Regions from separate parts of the Homo sapiens genome. Here region 1 is linked to region 2. The links are chromatin contacts, found by Hi-C or POLR2A ChIA-PET in ENCODE. All regions are on one chromosome and are shown on one strand. Each heading gives the region's core, a stretch centred on a gene start or an enhancer-like site at or near the end of the contact. The rest is flanking DNA. Distances are from core to core; before and after follow the strand shown.

Region 1 (6,917 bases), core at 2,740-5,239, 67 kb after region 2:
TGGGCCCAGCTGGAGACCATTTGGCACCCAGACAGCCTGCCTGGAGTTTATGCCCTAATATGGTGATGGCCGGCAGCGGCCTGAACAGGGATGCGCCTCACCAGGACTGAGGAGAGGCTGGAGACCAGGAAGCCTTAGCCCAAGAGACCCCAGCACCCACCCCAGGGACCACAGCCAGCCAGGCCCTCGAACCTAAGTCCTCCACCAGGGAGCTTGCCTCAGAGAAGTCTAGAGTCTGGAGCCAAGATGGACTCAAACTTCAGAATGGGCTGGAGACTGTCCCCAACACAGGGCCCCAGAAATTCCAACCTTGAGACCTCAGCAGCCCGTCCCCTCTTCAGCTCAAGCTGCTCAGCAAGACAGCCCAGAATGGCATTCTGAAGCCCACCCAGTCCAGGACCCCACATCTCAAAATCCCCTGCCAGGGTCGCAGAAACTCTAGGTATACGCCACCTCACAGCACAAGCCTGTAACTCACACTTACACACACACACGAGAGACAGAGAGAGAGAGAGAGAGAGAGAGAGGAGTGACTGCTGGCCCTCTTCCTTTGTCGAGATTCAAGAAATTTTTCCTTTCAAAATAACCCTGTCAAAGGCCTGGTTATTCAAAAAATGTGAACTGGAGCCCTGCCTGATGGCAGGGGCTGGGGCGGGGGAGATCTAGCGATCATCAAGGGGATGTGGAAGGAAGGAAAGTAGGGGCCCCAGATAGGCCTGGGCTCTCAGAGGCACTGCCTGCAACCACCCTGCCGCGTCGGCTGGGGCTTCGGTGAACTGCCACATCACCTGCTCCCAGCTCTTCAGCCAGGCCTCCCAGCCAGACTCCATCCCACCACTGGCTGGGTTATGGGGGGATGGGAGTCCCTTCACTTGCCCCAGTGCCACCTACTCCAGACCCCCAGGCCCTCGCTCTGCTCCCTTCTCCCACCGACTCGCCCTGGCTCCTGCCAGTGGCCCCAGCTCCCCAGGGCAGAGACGAAGGACCCAGCTGCTGCAGGCTGCAGTTCCGCTGAGAGCCACTCCGTGGCAGGCACAGCCCACACTCCCGAGGCAGCCAGCACTGGGCGCACTCAGGGGGCAGCCAGGACAGACAAGGAGGGCGGAGGGGGTGCAACAGGGGAGAGGGTTCCCAGTCTCAAAGGGAGGGGGCATGGGCTGTGGAGTCAGGTGGCCTCTGCACATTGCATTAGAATGACTTTGGGCCGGTCACTTACCGGCCCAGAGCCCCGGGGCGCTCATCTGCAACACAGGGTGATCCTGCCCACCCCCTAGGGCCGTAGGGGTGAAATGGCCTAAGATATGTGAAGCTCAGAGCCTGGCTTGAGGTCACCATAAGCTTGAGACAGAAGAGAGGCAGACAAGGGTGGAGGGAGCTTAGCAATGAGAGGCCCCAGGGCCAGCCTGGCTCATGTGGCTAATGCCAGAACACTCTGCCCTGGCCCCATTCCCACCCCAGCCCCAGCCCCGACCCCACTCCCACCCCAGCCTCAGCCCCAGCGCTGGCTGAAGACACCTTACTTTGGGTGAGAAGGTTCTCCCTGCCTGGCCCAGTTCTGCTTCCTGGGCCCTCTGAAAGGGGAGGCACCCATGGACGCAACCATCCCTGCACAGGCTCCATGGCTCCTTAGAACCCCCGTGCCTTTGGGCCCAATGGCCTGGGTGAGGCAGGCAGGCTGGCCACCTAGCAGGCCTCCAGAGGCCATGCAGCTCAGAGCAGAGCGGGAGAGCCAGGCCTGGACACATTCCCAGAGTGGCAGGTACAGCGCCATCCTGCTACCACAGAAGGTGTCCATCACTTCTCAGAACACAACGCCGGCTTGCTTTCATTTGGTGCCAATCCACACCCAGCAGTCTACCTGGGGTGGGGGGCACTGTTCCTGCCCAGCATCCCAACCCATCCGAGGTCAGGGGCTCCACCCAATTCCCCACCTCTGGGCACCGCTAGCCTAGGCCAGGCCCCAGGCAGGAGCCACATTTGGCTGTGGCAGGGGCAGGCCTTATCTCCCATGTCAGCACCAGGTGGGGAGGAAGAGGCTGCAGATGGCCCTGAGTGACCTTAGGCACCTTCTGGGGTCAGAGTCTCCGTGCGCTCCTCCGTAAATGAGGTGCTATCACAGCTTCTTCCCAGGCAGCTCCTCCCAGTCCTCTGCAAATCACTAAGCACATCCGTGCCTGCGAAGTGTTGAGCCACCGTGACCAACAAGACACGCCTGGCACCTGCCCCCAGTGAACCACCCATCCAACAGGACCCCAGTTTGATGCATGGGCAAGAGGGAAGGAGAGGGAACAAGCCAGACAGGTGGAGGAGCCCCAGGGAGCCGAGCCACTCTACCCCAGCCATGGTGGCTCCTGCGTTCCCTCTATTTTCTGTGGCTATGGGCAGGTCACCCACCTCCCTGGGCTTCAGGCTCCCTGCGGGTACTGTGGGGACAAGTGATTCCTGCACTGGGTGCCAGATGAGATGACAGATGGCTTTGTGGAAGCATCCAGAATTCTAACAAGGCGGGGTGCTGGGTCCCTGCAGGGAAGGTGACCTCAGGGAGGCAGCCATCCTCGCCCTAGTCGCCTCCCTGCCTCGCTCGGAGCAGGAGGAGCTGTGCCCAGGACAGGCCCAAAGTCACGCTGAGGGCAGGAGGCTGGGGCTCCAGTCGGCCTGTCCGCCCCCAGGCAGAGAGGCTGTCTCCGGAGCAGCAGCCCAGGGCTGTGCAGTGTCAGGTTATATTTAGCCTGGTGGCGGCGACAGGAAGATGCAGCAGGAGCCGCTCCTGGCAGGGGGCCACCGTGTCACTAACACAGCTCTCATGGGCAGCCAGGGGCCTAGGAAAGGCCAGGGACATTGCAGGCCCAGGGGACAGAGTTAGGGAGCCCAAGAGGCCAACCAGTGAATGAGAGAGAAGGAGGGAGAGAGACAGAGACAGGGAGAGAGTGTGTGTGTGCGCGCGTGTGTGTGTGTGTGCTGAATGAGAGAGAGACCAGTCCTAAGCTCCTGCCTCCAGGATCTGGGAAATGCAGCAGGTTGAGGGGCCCCAAGCTCAGACCCTGACCCCACAGAAGCAGCATCTCCAGACAGACTCCTCCACCACCCCTTCCAGCCTGAGACCCAGCCAGCAATCCATGGGATCATTTATAGGGTCTTGGGGGCCGCTGTAGTCATCTAGACCCACCCAAATCCACTGCATGTGGCATGCCTGAGCCATCTCTGCCCCGGACCACAGCAATGCCTCAGAAGATCTCTGTCCTCTAGCTTCTCTAAAGCTCTGGGGCCCGGCTCTGCCTCTCGGGTGGTGCACGAACTGGAAGTCCCACCCGCTGCCCTCCTGCTGAGAAGCCTGGGAAGGTGAAACAAGGGCACGCTGATGCCAGGAAGCAGCTCTCCACAGCTCCCTGCACAGGCGCGTGAGTCCCGGGCAGTTGCGCCCCAGCTTCAGCCCTTCCCTCCTGCTCCCCATGGCCCCCACCCCTCTTCCCTCCAACTCCTCCCCAGCCTTCTAGGACCCCCTCTAGAAAGGTTTCCTTGACTGCTCCGTCTGACCCACATGGACGCTGCTCTTGGAGAACTTGTCCAAACAATGCCCATCGTCTAGAAGGCCACTGTACACTGGCCGGGCTTCCCCGTCCATCCGAGTCAGAGCCCTGAGGCCAGGGCAGGACTGGCAGTTGCAGAAGAACTGAGGGTGGACTCAGGGGTGGTGATCTGCAGTCATAACAGGTGGGGACAGGCCATGTCCCCACCCTCTCAGCTCCCTTCCAGATCCAGGGGCACAGCCCACCCTTTCACAGCAGAATTTGCCCATTTCAAGCCCGTGGTGCCCTCCAGCCCAAGTCTGGACAGCAGATGGAGCAACCATGGGAATTAAGGTGCCTTTTGATGAAGCAAAATTCAACCTGGTCATCAGTTTTCATGGAACACAGAGGCTGAGCACCCAGGAACCCAAGGGAAGGCGGCAAAAGCAGGAACTGCACCAGGTGTGAGACTTCTGAGCCTCAGTCCCCTTCAGCCCCCCTTCACTGTGACCCCACACACAGCTTGCCACAGGGCAGTGAAGGTGCACACAGCTGCCACTGTCCACCAGGGGACACTCTGGGGTCTCCTCTAGTGAGTGGCCTGTAGGCTTCTAGGTCTGTGCTCTGTCTTGGCTCCTAGCATACCCCAGACAGCCTGGTAAGCTTTGATAAAGCCCTGTCCCAATTCCAGCTCTGCCATGAGTCACAGCTTAAACCAAGAGTTATAATTCCTCATTGATTTGCCCCCTCCCCCCCCCCCACACACACACACACACAGGACACTGTGAAGCACCAACAAACAAATACGAGTGCTAATGAAAAGCCCCCAGAAAGTCAGGTGGAACATTCGAGCATCAAAACATGTGACGGTGATCCAAACATAAACAGCGAAAACTGGCATTATTTGCAGATGACGGGGTCACTTGCCTAGAGACCCCCAAGAAATCAACAGATAAACAATTAGAACTAATTAGATCAGAGAGTTCAGCAAGGTTGCAAGATACAAGATCAGCCCGCAAAAATATAAAGCATTTTTCTACACAAGCAATTAGGAAACATAGTCAAAAACAATACGTCTTTTACAATAGCAACAAAAACTCTTAAGTGTCCAGGAATTGACCAAGAAGGCACAAGAACCCTGTTGGAGTCGGGGCAAAAGGGAACAAAACCTTAAACTAGCAAGAAATACAGAACTCATCTGGTAAATGGAGAGACAATCCAGGCTCTTGAGTGGGACAAATATAAAGATGTCAGTTCTCCCCAAATTAATCTATAGAACCAAACTAATTCCAATCAAGAATCTAGTGGGTGTTTTCTTTCCAAGAATTCAATAAACTTTCTCTAAAGTTTATGAAGAAAAAGGGAGGCCAGGCGCGGTGGCTCATGTCTGTAATCCAGCACTTTGGGAGGCCAAGGCGGGCGGATCACCTGAGGTCAGGAGTTCGAGACCATCCTGGCCAACATGGAGAAACCCCGTCTCTACTAAAAATACAAAAATTAGCCGGATGTGGTGGTGCACACCTGTAATCCCAGCTACTCGGGAGGCTGAGACAGGAGAATCGCTTGAACCCAAGAGGCAGAGGCTGCAGTGAGCCGAGATCATGCCACTGCACTCCAGCCTGGGCAACAGAGTAAGACTCCATCTGAAAAAATTAATTAATTAATAAATAAAGTTTATGAAGAACAAGGGAGATCCACAAATAGCTATGTCAGCCTTTAAAAAACAGAATGAAGAGAGAGGATTTGCCTCAGCAGACGCTAAGACATACGGAAGGCTATAGGTTTTTGTTAAGCTATATCAATGCAAGAGCCAGTAAATAAATATTTGGAACAGAACAGAGAGCACAGGGACAGACTCATGGCTATGTGGGAGATTAACCTGATAAAGGCTGCCCCACAATTCAGCGGAAAAGAACAGACTGTTTACAAGATGCGTTGGGAAAGTTGGCACATTACATGGAAAAAATAAAACTCGATCCCTACTTGACACCACATACGGGGTAGTCTCAGGATAGATTATAGACCTAACTGAGAACAGCAAAACAATTAAGAGAACAGAAGAAAATGGAGACCCTCTGCAGCCTGAGACACTTCAAAAGTACAAACAAAGCTAAAAATCAATGAATTTGTTTGCATCAAAATTAAGTATCTTTGTTGGATAAATTGAAGAGAGACTGAATGGGAGAAGATATTTGCAATATCTGTTTCCAGTTCAACAAGGAATTAAAATCTGGAATACACTGAATGTTTAACAGTATGCATTGGTATCTCTAGAGTACACAAGCAACTCCTGCAAATCAACAAGGACAAAAGACGGCGACGTCAAAATTAAAATGAGCAAAGGACATGAGCAGGCAATTCACGGGAAAGTAAGCCCAAGAGGCTACCAGGCCTAAGAGATGCTCAGACTCAACAGAAATCAAAGGAATGCAAATTAAAGCAACAAGAAATCACTGTCACCTATTAGATTGGCAAAATTTAGAAAGGTAGATAATGTCGAGAGTGGCCAAGATATGCGGGTATGGGAATCTCGAGCTCTGAGAAGGAGGGTGATGACAGGCATGGCAGTACTTAGTTAAGTGTCCACATGTCCCGCGATCCAGCAATTCCACTCCCGGGCGTGTATCCCACAGACATCCTCACCCAAGTCCAGAAGGGACCATGTCCAAGGATATTCACTACAGCCTCATTTACAGTGGCTGGGAGTTGGAGACATTGTGGGGTCCCTCCCCGGGAGAGTGGGTGGGTGAAGCGTGGCGGCCGCATGCCACTGAATACGCACCTACAGACTAGATGTCGAACAGCAACCCAGCTGGACTTAAAGCACATTCCCAAGTAAGAAAAGCGAACACCAAAATACAACATATAGCACAATATCATTTACATAAATTAAATCTATATGCATATATCCAGACAAAATACACATTTGCAAGAACATATGCAAGCAACACATTCACAGTAAGTACATTTGAACGGTTGCCTATGGGGAGGGTAATGAGACTGGAGAGTGAGATAAAAGGGAAAAGGAAAAAAATGAAAGAGAAAGGAAAAAGCAATAACACAAATGCTGTGGTTTCAATTATTTGGGGGAGAGGCAGGACCCGGGGCCAGCAGCAGCCTGCAGGGAGGGAAGGGGAGAGGCAGGCAGCATGCAGGATGGGGCGGGGTGCACCATAGGAGCAGGGGTGCTGAGGCCCCGGATCAGGCTCATTTCCCACGATTGCAACAGCACGGGCTAGGAGCTGCAGCCACTTAGGTGACGCCCTGCTTCATGGCGAGGAGAATGAGCTCTGGCACCGCACGCTGCTTTGTGGGTGTCTGTCATCTCATTCCAGGAACACCCTCACACCCCAAAGTGCATCAGGGACAGGCGCTATGATCCCACTTAGCAAACGAGGAATGGAGGTTTGC
Region 2 (7,100 bases), core at 4,487-6,986:
TGCCCGTGTAAGACGGTGAACTCAGTCGGTTAATGCTGTGTGTGTTCTGAATGCTTCACTGACCATTTCACATCTATCTCCCTCTCCTTGGGCCTCCCAATTCCCGAGGCACAATAACATTGCAGTTAGACCAATTAATAACACTACAATGGCCTCTAAATGTTCAAGTGAAAGGAAGAGTTGCATATCTCTCACTTTAAGTCAAGCTCTAGAAATGGTTTAGCTTAGTGGGAAAGGCATGTCAAAAGCCAAGATGGGCCAAAAACTGAGTCTCTTGCACCAGTTAGCCAAGTTTTGAATGCAAAGGAAAAGTTCTTGAAGGAAATTAAAAGTGCTACTCCAGTAAACACATGAATGATAAGAAAGCAAACAGCCTTATTGCTGATATGGAGGAAATTTTAGTGGTTTGGATACAAGATCAAACCAGCCACGACATTCCCTTGAGCCAATGTCTAATCCAGAGCAAGGCTCGAACTCTCTTCAATTCTATGAAGGCTGAGAGTTGAGGAAGCTACAGAAGAAAAGTCTGAACCCAGCAGAGATTGGCTCATGAGGTTTAAGGAAAGAAGGTATCTTCATAACATCAAAGTGCAAAGAGAAGCTGCAGCAAGTTATCCAGAAGACCTAGCCAAGATCAATGATGAAGGTGGCTACATAAACAACAAATTCTCAAAGTAAATAAGACAGCCTTCTGTTGGAAGAAGATGCCATCGAGGACTTTCATAACTAGAGACATTCATAGTCAATGCCCGGCTTCAAAGCCTCAAAGGACAGGCTGACTCTCTTGTTAGGAGCTGATGCAGCTGGTGATTTTAAGTTGAAGTCAATGCTCATTTACCATTCTGAAAATTCTGGAGCCTTTAAGAGTAACGCTATATCTACTCTACCTGTGCTCTATAAATGAAACAACAAAGCCTGGATGACAGTATATCTGTTTACAGAATGGTTTACTGAATATTTTAAGGCCACTGTTGAGACCTACTGCTCAGAAAAAAACTGTTCTTTTCAAAATATCACTGCCCATTGACAATGCACCTAATCACCCAAGAGCTCTGATGGAGACATGCAAGGAGTTAATGTTGTTTTCATGCCCACTAATACAACATCCATTCTGCAGCCCATGGATCAAGGAGCAATTTCAACTTTCAAGTCTTATTATTTAGGAAATACATTTTGTAAGGCTCTAGCTGTCGTAGATAGTGATTCCTCTGATGGATCTGGGCTAAGTAAATTGAAAACCTTCCTGAAAGGATTCACCATTCTAGATGCCATTAAGAACATTTGTAATTAATGGGAAGAGGTCAAAATAGCAACATTAACAGAAGTTTGGAAGAAATTGATTCCAACCCTCCTGAATGATTTTGAAGGGTTCAAGACTTCAATGGAGGAACTCACTGCAGATGTGGTGGGAATAGCAAGAGAAGTAGAATTAAAAGGGGAGCCTGAAGAGGTGACTGAGTTGCTGCAATCTCATGACTAAACATGACTGGCAGCCAGGCGCAGTGGCTCAAGCCTGTAATCCCAGAACTTTGGGAGGCCGAGGTGAGCGGATCATCAGAGGTCAGTAGTTCAAGACCAGCCTAGCCAACATGGTGAAACCCCTTCTCTACAAAAATACAAAAATTAGCAGGGCATGGTGACATGTGCCGGTAGTCCCAGCTACTCAGGAGGCTGAGACAGGAGATCACTTGAACCCAGGAGGCAGAGGTTGCAGTGAACTGAAATTGTGCCACTGCCCTCCAGCCTGGGCAACAAAGCGAGACTCCATCTCAAAACAAAACAAACAAAAAAAAACCTTGAATGGATGAGGTGTTGCTTCTTATGAATGAGCAAAGAAAACAGTTTCTTCTTTCTTTTTTATTTTCTTTTTTGAGACAGAGTCTTGCTCTGTTGCCCAGGCTGGAGTGCAGTGATGTAATCATGAATCACTGCAGCCTCAAGCTCCTCAAGTAATCCTCCCACCTCAGCCTCCAAAATAGCTAGAACAAGTGAATGCTACCATGCCTGGTTCTTTTTCTTTCTTTTTTTTTTTTATATATAGGCAGGGTCTCACTATGTCGCCCAGGCTGGTCTCAAAGTCCTGGCCTCAAGTGATCCTTCCACCTAGGCCTGGGATGATTCCAGGCTGGGATTACAGACATGAGCCACCACATCCTGCCTGTTTCCTTAGATGGAATATACTCCTGGTAAAGACGCTGTAAACATTGTTGAAACGACAACAAAAAAATTAGAATATGACATAAACTTGGTTGATAAAGCAGCAGCAGGGTTTGAGAGAATTGACTCCAATTTTGAAAGAAGTTCTACCTTGGGTAAAATGCTACCAAACAGCATTGCATGCTACAAGGCAATATATTATGAAAGGACAGTCCATTGATGTGGCAAAATTCATTGTTTTCTTGTTTTAAGAAATTGCCACAGCCACCCCAGCCTTCAGGAACCACCACCCTGATCAGTCAGCAGCCACCAACACCAAGGCAGAACCCTCCACCAGGAAAAAGATGATGACTCACTGAACGCTCAGATGATTGTTAGCATTTTTTTGCAATAAAGATTTTTTTAATTTAAAGTATGTACATTGTATTTTTGACATAATGCTATTGAACACTTAATAGGCCACAGTATAATATAAACATAACTTTTATATGCACTGGAAAACCAGTGGATTTTTATAACTCACTTTATTGCAATATTTGCTTTATTGCGGGGTCTGAAAGTGAACCCACAATATTTCCAAGGTGTGTCTGCACCTGTTGTGGGTTGAACTGTGTCCTCCAAAAAGATATATTGAAGTTCTAACCCTTGGTACCTATCACTGTGACCTTATTTGGAAACAGGTCTTTGCAGATGTGATCAGTTAAGACGAGGTCACGCTAGAGTAGCGTGGACCCTAATCCAATGGCCAGTGTCCTTATAAGAAGAAGAGAAGACACAGAGAGACACATACACACTCAAAGAAGAAGCCCATATGCAGACAGAGGCAGAGATTGCAGTGATGCTTTCACAAACCATGAAACACCTGGGGCTACCAGAAGCCAGATGGATAAGGAAGCATGCTCCCCTAGAGGTTGCAGAAGGAGCGTGGCCCTACCAACACCTTGATTTTGACCTTCTGGCCTCCAGAACCATGAAAGAATACATTTCTGTTGTTTTGAGTCACCCAGTTTATGCACCTTGTGGTGGTGGCCACAGGAATCCAGTAACACCCCCTTCTAAGAGGGCAGCCAGGCAGACGAGGAGAACTATGCAGTTAGAGGCTGTGGGGTGGACAGCAGGGGACAGGTCATCAGGGCACTGTGCAGGTCCAGGTCCATGATGCTCGGAAGAACACACACCTGCATCCAGCAGAAGAGCCAGTGTTGCATATCAGCCACCCAGAGCCCAAGGGTCCATGTAAGCAAAAATGGCCACGCCAGTGGGGCCACTTTTCCTCCAAGCCCCCTCCCCTCCATCCTGGCCCCAGGAGCATCAGCAGGTGTGGGAGAGGAAGAGAGGAGGGGACGGCCAGACCTGCCCCTCCCCAGGGTAGGAGCCTTGGACCTGGGGTCCAGCAGAGCTGGGAGGAGAGGCAAAACTGAACTGGATGTCAGATGTTGGTTGAACTTGACAGACCTGTTTCACACACAAACACAATCAAAAAACTATGGTGGGATCTGCGCCAGCCTGATTAAGGTGGGGAAGGAAGATCCAGCAAGACACACGGGTTGGGAATCAGGGACTGCTGGGAGACTTAGCACGGAGACACTGGACTTCAGGGAACTGGAAGCTGGGAGGATGGGTGAACTAAGAGATAAACAGGGTGGGTACTCCAGAGACAGCAATGCCCAGAGAGGCAGGGGCAGAGGGAGGGCGTGGAGTTCCCAGACCCTGCAGCCGGGTCACCAGTGGAAGCTGGGAGCCCTGGGGGCCTGTCTGTCGCAGCTGGAGAGAAAGGGAGAGAAGGTCCAGCCCCCTCTGTCTCATGCTCAGGCCTCCCATGGGTGGAACCTGGAAGTGTGGGAGATACCACTTGCAGGGGTCTGTCCCCACAAGACATGGCAGAGGAGGGAGAGGACAAGTGTAGAGTCTCAGGACAACAGATCCAGGACCAGCACCGCATGTAGAAAGGCAGTGAAAGGAAAGGGGGAGACCTCCACTTCGGCCCTGCCCCCTCCCTATCTAGCTCCGACTGGTCGGCAAACTGGTTCCCAGCCATGCAGCCCCAGGAAATGGCATTGATGGTGCTTGGACCCAAAGTCATGTCTGTGGGGTTCATCTCCTGGAGGAGGATCCCTGGCCACACCCCTTGGGGTGGACAGATCCCTCTCCCTGGAAATTCCCCTTTGGGGTAGGCAGATCCCTCCATCTAGCAATTTGCAGTTCACAGACCCCAGAATGCAGGGCCAGAGACAGGGACACTCCCAGAGTTACCCGGGACATCCCTGTATGTGTTTGGTTGTGGATCAGAGGAGGGAGAGGCTTGTTCAACACACAGCCACCTGCCCCTCACCAGAGACAGAGACCCTGGGGCTGGGGAGGAATCCAGTCCATTCGCTCCAGACACCCACCCCAGGCTCAGGAACAGTGCAGAAGAGAGACAGGGGCTGGCTCCGAGTGAGAGAGACACCCGCCATTCCCAAACCCTCTTTGCGGAGGACCACGAAGAACCCACCAAGCAGTGTAAGGAAAGAAGAAAACAAACAAGGACTTATGACCCGGGCCCACCTCTCACTCCAGCCCCAAGTCACTTCCCCTTCATGTAAAGCAGGTGTTATTTTGTTTGCGGCTCTTCAGCTGCCAGGTGGGGATGCAAATGAGAAAAGCTGAGACTCAGTTGTTTCACAGAAAGAAGAGGAAACCAGAAGATGTCGGGACACCAGAGCCTGTTGCTTTTCGAGGCCTTTTAGGATAGGGTAGCAATTGAAGGTGGCCTCAGAAAAGGATGATTGGGAAAGGGGGAGGTAACTGAGGTCCCCTCACCTAGCCTGGGGGCCCCTTCTCTTCACCAACACCTACAAACCCTTGGCCTCAAAACCCAGGCAGTGTTCCGGCCACCTCATGTAGCAAGGGGAGCCTGGAGACAGAGGACGGGCCCCGGGTCACACACAGAGTGGCCAGATTGGGTGGAGACCTGCGTGTCCTGGCACCAGGAGTCTCTCCACGAGCCTCTGCAATTTCTCAAACTTCAGTGAGATGAAGACTCATTTTTGCAACTTGGTCTCTATTTGCTGCACTGTTGGCCATTTCAAGCTTGTACCCGCAGTCAGCAAAAGGAAGTGTTAATAAGCTCGCCCACATAAACCCACTTTGCCCACTGCTCAAACCACCGCAAACCAATTTTTCCAGGCTGCTGCCAGGTTAGGCTCCCTTGGTGTTAATTTCCTGCTCAGTAAAGCAGTGAGTCATCTCCCTCCCTTCTCTCCAGCTCTCACTATTGCTCTGAGACCAGAGTCTGCAGCAGAGGGGTCACATGGAATCCTTTAGTACAGAAGTTCACGACCTGGACGAGGAGACGCAGGGACCGCCAACTGGCTCCTTGGAAACTGCCCGCAGTTGATTCCGAAAACACACCTGAGCCGAGAAGCTCCATGCAATCTGGAATTCCTGGAGTTCTTGTCAGCGTCCACTGCCATGCAGGACTCTGGGGCACTTGGCTTGTCATTGGCTAAAAGATGGGCTGGGTTCGAGGTGCAGATAGCTGCATTTTAGCCGCTGGTGCTGTCTCGCTTGGAGGAATGCTGTCTGCCACGCGACCACCAGGTGGCGCACAACACCTCGCGGCGACTGGACCGGGCACGGCTGCCTCTTATTAATCCCGCGGAGAAAACAGAGGCTGGAAATGCCCCCGGGGTGAGGCTTGACCAAGAACGGCAGACTCAAAATGGCTCCCTGTGGACCAAGTTCAGCTGAATGGAACAGAAAAATGTGTTCACAGCGGCTTCAACAAGAGACAGTCGTGTTTCTCTGTAAACACAGTCCTGAGTGGCTTAGGGGCCCCATGAAGGCCTAGGGCACGCAGCCTCCTTCCTCCTCACGGCCTCCACCTGGGATGTAGCCCCCAGCCTCCTAGTCCACGGTGACTGCCAGAGCTCCAGCCATCTCATACAAGTCAGGCAGTAGGATGGAGGAGGGGACAGAGAAGGGTATGGCTACCTTCACTGTGCTTTGCCGGAATTCACAGACATCACTTGTCTTACAACTCATTGGCCAAGCCTTAGCCATGGAGGCTGGGGGTGGGCTCTTTTGCTGGGCTTTGCCACCCCCAAGTAATTTCAGGCTTTAGTTTAGAAGAAGAATATGAGGATGGCTATCTCACGGCGACGTCAGCCACATGTGAATATGCGCCACTGGAGTTCCCCTGCGCCAACCCAGCATATTTCCCATTCCCTGGAAACCTCAATAACTGGGGCTCACTTCCTGCCTGCCCCTTAACCGATTTGACTCCCAAATATATGTCCCATGTCCATATTCTTCTCTTACACGCCAAGACCTGTACCTCTACCTAAACGTCCTGTGAGAACCTCACACTCCACATGTCTAAGCCGGTTTATCACCTCCTCTATCCCCTGCACAGGCCAGCCCTTCCTCCTGTGCTCCCCAGCCCAGGGTCTATCATCATGTCCCTTGACCCAAGCCAAGAACCGAGAGCCTAGGCACCTGCTTCCCTCCACACAGCCCCTCTGCCATCTACCCGTGAGTCCCACCTTCCCAGCATTTCCTGAATTCGTTCCATCTTTCCTTTCCCCATGATGACTTACTGCTCATCACCCTGAGACCCCAGTCTCGCCTCCATCAGACCAACCTCAACGCGGCTTCCAGAGGGGTTGCTCTGAAATCCAGATCAAACCCTGTCACCCTTCTGATTGAAGCCTCCATGGCTCCCAAAATTTTCAACGTGATTTATCAAGACCTTGAGAATCTGACCCATCCCTACATCCTCCACGTATCAGTTAGCATGGGGTAAGCATTTAACATGTGCACAAACCAGGCAGTGACTCCCTCCGTCCTCACAGCTCCTCTCTGAGGTGGCGGGTGACAGTCTGGGTTATTATTATTCAGCAAATACTCACACTCCTCCCGTATAGACTCCCCTGCTCATTGATGTTGGACTTGACCACCTG

The links. A loop is a pair of places that touch in the nucleus more often than their neighbours do. ChIA-PET counts read pairs that join two places held with the same protein, here RNA polymerase II (POLR2A). Pooled maps may share reads with other maps.
Region 1: a map of naive thymus-derived CD4-positive, alpha-beta T cell shows a loop between it and region 2 (9-fold over the local background). The contact joins two enhancer-like sites. A Hi-C loop is called at or near these places in 32 of 168 maps with a recorded cell type or tissue (CD4-positive, alpha-beta T cell, IMR-90, K562 and 19 more), 3 of 37 single-sample maps with no recorded cell type and 26 of 50 pooled maps. POLR2A ChIA-PET finds 5 or more read pairs at or near these places in 5 of 52 experiments (K562, OCI-LY7, SK-N-SH and 2 more).

The regions. Positions count from the first base shown.
Region 1 is chr7:150,962,127-150,969,043 of GRCh38, forward strand. The region is part of intron 2 of KCNH2 (potassium voltage-gated channel subfamily H member 2); the gene reads right to left. Among named protein-coding and RNA genes, the nearest start is that of KCNH2, 13 kb to the right of the region's middle. RefSeq lists enhancers at 1-386, 387-996, 772-4,218, 997-1,606, 2,219-2,828 and a silencer at 1,991-2,162. Within about 2 kb of position 3,990, at least 2 of the 41 ENCODE cell types and tissues checked have a DNase peak (open chromatin) inside an H3K27ac peak, as active enhancers do.
Region 2 is chr7:150,892,920-150,900,019 of GRCh38, forward strand. No RefSeq gene overlaps it. Among named protein-coding and RNA genes, the nearest start is that of AOC1, 44 kb to the left of the region's middle. RefSeq lists an enhancer at 5,602-5,896 and silencers at 5,602-5,762, 5,780-5,839. Within about 2 kb of position 5,737, at least 4 of the 41 ENCODE cell types and tissues checked have a DNase peak (open chromatin) inside an H3K27ac peak, as active enhancers do.